Linked DNA regions of Homo sapiens: region 1 is linked to region 2. The links are chromatin contacts, found by Hi-C or POLR2A ChIA-PET in ENCODE. All regions are on one chromosome and are shown on one strand. The core of a region is the stretch at or near the end of the contact, and the rest is flanking DNA. Distances in the headings are between cores, read along the strand shown. Region 1 overlaps HPCAL1 (hippocalcin like 1). Region 2 holds the start of TAF1B (TATA-box binding protein associated factor, RNA polymerase I subunit B).

Region 1 (2,738 bases), core at 123-2,622, 530 kb before region 2:
TTCAAGCGACCAGAGCCTCTGGAATTTAATAGCATTCCAGTTTTGCACCCTTAGCCAATCTGATGTACATACCAGGGCTGATAAAGCAGATGGGGGAACTGCTGGCATGGTTAAGGCAAAGCCTATTGAGAGACATCCAGTGGTCATGGTCATCCCATCACTCAAGGCCTTGGAGGCCGGGCCATCGGACCATCTGCGCAGCTATCTAACTGTACCACTGCTCAGCTCCCATTGCAGAAGGGTCAGCCACGGCCATAGCTCCTGCTCATAGCCCAGCCCAGCCCACCAAGAAAAGGAGCCAGGCCTGTCCACTCCCACATCCATCCACCCTCAGGAGCCCCATGGGCCACACCCATGGGGTGTCACAAACACTTTCCCTCCAAAGTAACTTCCACAAGCAACACCTCGCTCATCCTCACAATTTTTCTGGGAAACCAGTTGTGAGGGACATTTACAAGCAGAAAGAGGGAGGCACGGGTTTTTGGAAAGCTGCAAGGCTGGACTTCAAATGTAGTCTTCGGAATCACGCACTGGCCCAGGTGGACAAATTTTTATATTTTTAGTAGAGATGGGGGTTTCACCATGTTGGCCAGGCTGGTCTCGAACTCCTGACCTCAAGTGATCTGCCCGTCTTGGCCTCACAAAGTGCTGGGATTACAGGTAGGAGCGACCGCACCCGACCGCAAATATTTTTAATGATACAGGAAATGAATGATATTGTCTTAAGTGGAAAGAAAAAGCGGGACCTGAAACAAATACATAGCATGACTCAATTACAGCATGAGTCTGTCCGCCTCGCTGTAAATGAATACTGACCAGAAGAAATGGACCCATATGTCTGCTGTGATGATCTCTGAATTGTAGGATTATGCATTATAATTGTTTCTGTATTTTCCACATTTTCTACCGTGAGGATTTAACATCTATAACCAGCTCAGGTGCCCAGCAAACAGCAGCCTCTCTCCAGTTCCTCCCTGGAACATGCAATGTGGTCATGGACTGAACGGCTGTGCCCTCTCCTCAAATGTGTACCCAGGCGCCCTAACCCCGAGGGCGATGGTGGTAGGGGGTGGGGCCTTTGGAAAGTAATTAGGTTGCGGTGAGGTCAGGAGAGTGAGGCCCCCATGATGGTATTAGTGTCCTTGTAAGAAGAGGAAGAGACTATAGTTTGCTCTCATTCCACAGGAGGACACAGAGAAAAAAGCCACCTGCAAAGCAGGAAGAGCCCTCCCCAGAACCTGACAATGCGGACGCCCTGATCTAGACCTCCCGCCTCCAGAGCTGAGTATGTGTCTGCATTTAGGCGGCCCGGTCCATGGAGCTTTGTTATGGCAGCAGGTGAGAGCTGAGGCAAGCACCCTCCTTTATCGGGACAGGAAGTAAAACTAACAGCTGCAACCAAATCTGTCTGGCCCTGCACAAGCCTTGGAAATATTAACTGTGTGTGCAAACGAGTCCCACACCTCCCTTCAAAGCAGTAAAAAAAAAAAAAAAAAAAAAAAAACATGAAACCACCTTTCTCTACTTTTTCTTGGGCAAGTAGCTGCAGAATCCTGACTCTGCAAGACGGCAGAGAATTCAGATGCTGGCACCATCCTTAGGGTCCCGCCATGTCCTAAACCCCATCAAGAACCTTAAACCCAGACAAGTTACCCCAGAAGAGCCAGTGTCATCCCATCCTCCAATGTCCAGCCTGTCGTGAGGTCACAGGACTGGAAATTACCGCCTTGGTCAATTAAGGCCTTCAGTCCAAAGTCGAAACGCCTCCCCGCCTCACCCGTGCCCTCAACCAGCATCTTCGCCGCCTCCTTGCACTCTCTGAAATGCCCTCCCTGTGCCTGCCCCGTCCCCTTGGTGGCTTGCCGCCCTTGAATACCCTCCCCCGTGCCTGGCCCCCCTCGGTGGCTCACCACCCTGGGGATGGGGATGGGGATTCTGGTGTCCCTTTATGTTTCTGTGTTCACTGTTCACACTGGACTCAGTTCCTCAAGAGAACACCCTCATAACCTTTTGTATCTTGGTGCCCGGCCAGGGTCTGCCCTCAGAGTGCATGCTCAGCCAGGGCTGCTCAGGAGGTGCCAGTGTGGGGAGGTGGGCAGGACACGGGAGCCAGGGGGAGGAGGGGGCTGCCGAGAGCTGGCAGGGGGCTTCAGAGGTGGCAGGGGCCCTGCCGACAGAGGGTGGAAGAGTGTGTGCGGGCAGACAGTGCGTGAAAGGACAGGGATGGGGGTGTGGTCGTGACACTCAGATGGCAGCAGGTGGGCACAGCAGGTGCCCGCGGCGAGTGAGAGTTGTTGACTGTACTGGTGTCCACAGAGTTGAGCAGCCGGCAGAATGCCAGTTACCTTTGCAAGCACTGTTCAGACACCTTTCCAGGTAAAGCACTGCTGGTGTGAAGCAGTGGAAAGGTGCAGCCTGGGGCCTGGCTCGGGGGCAGGGTTGCATTTGCTGCGGCTCCACTCAGCCGCCTTCCACCTGCCATTCGGGGCGGCGCGGCCTGCGTGGCAGCCTCCTCACACCTCTCAACAGCGCTTTCTAGAAGGATGCAGCCTCACTATTGAACAGCAGGATGTTCATTAAAGAAGTTAACGGTGCACACCCAGGAACAGAGTACTGCCTTCAAATTTGGGCCACAAGGGATGATTTTAATAACACAGGACAACATATCTGATTAATACAATACAGTATGTATTGTATTACATACATGTATTGTACTACACACAATACAATACGGTATG
Region 2 (2,723 bases), core at 32-2,531:
AGGCTTTTTACTAGGTGCTGGGGATTCAATGGTGAGCAAAACAGACCAGACATGATCCCTAGTCTGGGTATACGCTAGCTAATGGTGAGTTACAATTATTCATTTCATCAGCCTAGCATTTACAGAAGTTAGCCAACCATCATCAGTAAACATTTTTTAAGCCTCTACTATAAGACCGTACTGCTCCTGTATATACAGGCCTAATTCTCTGATCCCCAACTCTTTGGAGTTTGACTTGTTGTTAGCATTGATCTAATTATCGAGTATCATTTAATACCATCAAAGCGTGTGCCATTTGGCCGAGGGCGGGGGATCACCCCTATAATCCCAGCACTTTGCGAGGCTGAGGCAGGAAGATCGCCTGAGCCCAGGAGTTCAATACCAGTCTGGACAACATAGCGAGACCCCTGCCCCTACAAAAAATTAAAAAAAAAAAAATTAGCCGGGCTTGGTGGTGCATGTCTGTAGCCCTAGCTCATTGGAAGGCTGAGGCGGAAGGATCTCTCGAGCCCAGGATTCGAGGCTGCAGTGAGCCGTGATCGTGCCACTGTACTCCAGCCTGGGGGAAGAAGTGAGATCTTGTCTCAAAAATAAAAAACAAAAATGTGCCATTTTACGTAGTACCTAAAACAAAACAAAATGCATGCCAAATCAATTTTGGCAACTTGGTAAAGTGTTCAGTGACCCCGTACTAACACTACGATGAATGATAGCTGGACAATTTGGGGAGTTCCCAAACCCGAATTTAGAATCCCTGCTGGAGACAGTGGCAAGGATTCCCGGAGAGACCGACAGGGGTTACCCGGCGGCATCTCAGGTTCCAACCCCTGCCCCTCCCTCACCCACCCCAGCATTAAAGGGAACTTGTGGGTGGTCCAGTCTCGAGGATGAGCCCTGTGGGTGGCCACCCCACAAAACCCACAGCTTCATCCTTAAACACACCCATAACGACAAACACCACACCCTCCCTCCCCCACAACCTCGCCGAGCCAGAAACTCCAGCCTCTTTACCAAAGCCGCGCGCGCATGCGGCCGGCCAGCCCCAGTCCTTAGCCCGCCCTGCAGCCCTCCGCCCCGCCTTCCTCCAGCCGGTGGCGTCGCCGCCCCAACCCGCGGCGTCCTCCGCCGCTCCTCCTCAGCTTCTCTCTCCTCCGGCCCCGGCGATCGTGGCCCGCCAGGTGCACCGCCTCCTTACCGCCTCCTCGAGGTCCATCGCGGCGCCGCGGGAGCTTCCACAGCCGGGACCCGTTACCCGGGTAGCGAGCGCAGCTTCCGGGAAAGGCTGGAGAAGCTTCCGGCCGGAAACGCGAGATCCGCGCCTAGGATTCCGTGCGCCTGCGCGGCAGGGAAACCGCGCGCTCGGGGGCGAGGCTCCGCAAAGCTCGCAGACCCCTCGCGGACTACCTAACTTTCCTACTCTTGAGAACCAAAACCAACCAATAAGAAAGTGGGCGACGCCTACTGCTGAGTGGTTTGATCAAGCTCCGTTCCGACGATCATTCATTCCAAGACAGACTTGCTCCTCCGGCGGCACGGGGGGTCGGACAAGGCCGTGCTCGCGAGCGCGGGCTCTGTCCTCTGTGGGTTCCGCCCTCCGTGGGTTCTGCCCTCCGAGTCTCGCCCCTTGCTGGCTTTTTTAAGGGGAAGCCTCGGGGCTTGGAGGAAAGCTCACGGGCTGTGAGTTAGACCTAGGTTTCTAATCACGGCTCTCCTGCTTACTTGTGCCTCAGTTTACTCCTCTGTAAGAATTAGATGTTATCTGTGAGCCCCTTATAATTGAGTCTCCACCGGGCGTGCTGGTTCACGCCTGTAATCCTGGGGAGGCTGAGTCGGGAGGATTGCTTGAGGCCAGGAGTTGGAGACCAGCCGGGGCAACAAAGCGAGACCCCTTCTCTGCATAAGTAAATAACTGAATAAATAAATGCATGAGTGAATATAATTGAGTCTCAGTAAGTGCTCAATAAATTTAGCTCTTATTGTTTCTTCATCTAACACATTCATTCCTTGTTTTATTTATTAAACAGGAACTGGTTTGTGTCCTGGGGATTCAGCAGTGAACAAAGTAAACAAAAGTCCTTGCCTTCATGGAGATTGTATTCTGATGGGGAGAGACAAAAATAAATAAGGAAAATATGTGGTATGTTAAGTGGTGGTGAGTTCCAAGGAGAAAAATAAAGAGGAGAGGAGAATGGGAACAACAAGGTGATTTCAGTCTGAAATGTGATGTTCAAGAGAGATCTCATTGAGAAGAGGATTTTTGATATAATCGTACATCCCAAGAAGTTAGAAAAAAGATTAAACTGAAAAATAATGGGATGAAGGAAATGTTTAAAAAAGAGAAATTAATAAAAGAGAAAGCAAGCTTCGATAGGCTCCACAAAGGCTTGCTGTGGTGGCTGGTGCCTGTAATCCCATCACTGTGGGAGGCGAAGGCGGGCAGATTGCTGGAGGGCGGGAGTTGGAGACCAGCCTGCCCAACATATTGAGTCCTCATCTCTATAGGCTGGAGTACAATGGTTCAATCTCAGCTCAGTGCAGCCTCCACCTCCCAGGTTCAAGCAATTCTCCTGCCTCAGCCTCCCAAGTAGCTGGGATTATAGGCACGCGCCACGACGCCTGGCGAATTTTTGTATTTTTAGTAGAGACGGGGTTTCACCAGGTTGGCTGGGCTGATCTCGAACTCCTGACCTCAAGTGATCTGCCCACCTCGGCCTCCCAAAGTG

The links. Hi-C counts contacts between places; a loop is a spot of excess contacts on that map. ChIA-PET counts read pairs that join two places held with the same protein, here RNA polymerase II (POLR2A). Pooled maps may share reads with other maps.
Region 1: a loop to region 2 is called in a map with no recorded cell type, with 16 times the contacts of the local background. The contact joins the enhancer-like site here to the promoter of TAF1B in region 2. A Hi-C loop is called at or near these places in 1 of 37 single-sample maps with no recorded cell type and 4 of 50 pooled maps. POLR2A ChIA-PET finds 5 or more read pairs at or near these places in 4 of 52 experiments (B cell, GM12878, OCI-LY7 and 1 more).

What each region holds. Positions count from the first base shown.
Region 1 is chr2:10,376,990-10,379,727 of GRCh38, reverse strand. The region is part of intron 1 of HPCAL1 (hippocalcin like 1); the gene reads right to left. Among named protein-coding and RNA genes, the nearest start is that of SNORA80B, 68 kb to the left of the region's middle. Within about 2 kb of position 1,372, at least 5 of the 41 ENCODE cell types and tissues checked have a DNase peak (open chromatin) inside an H3K27ac peak, as active enhancers do; they include B cell and OCI-LY7, where a contact is called at or near this core.
Region 2 is chr2:9,842,032-9,844,754 of GRCh38, reverse strand. TAF1B (TATA-box binding protein associated factor, RNA polymerase I subunit B) reads right to left here and starts at 1,281. Exons shown (of 15, transcript NM_005680.3): 1 at 1,196-1,281. The coding sequence starts at 1,213. RefSeq lists a silencer at 921-1,000.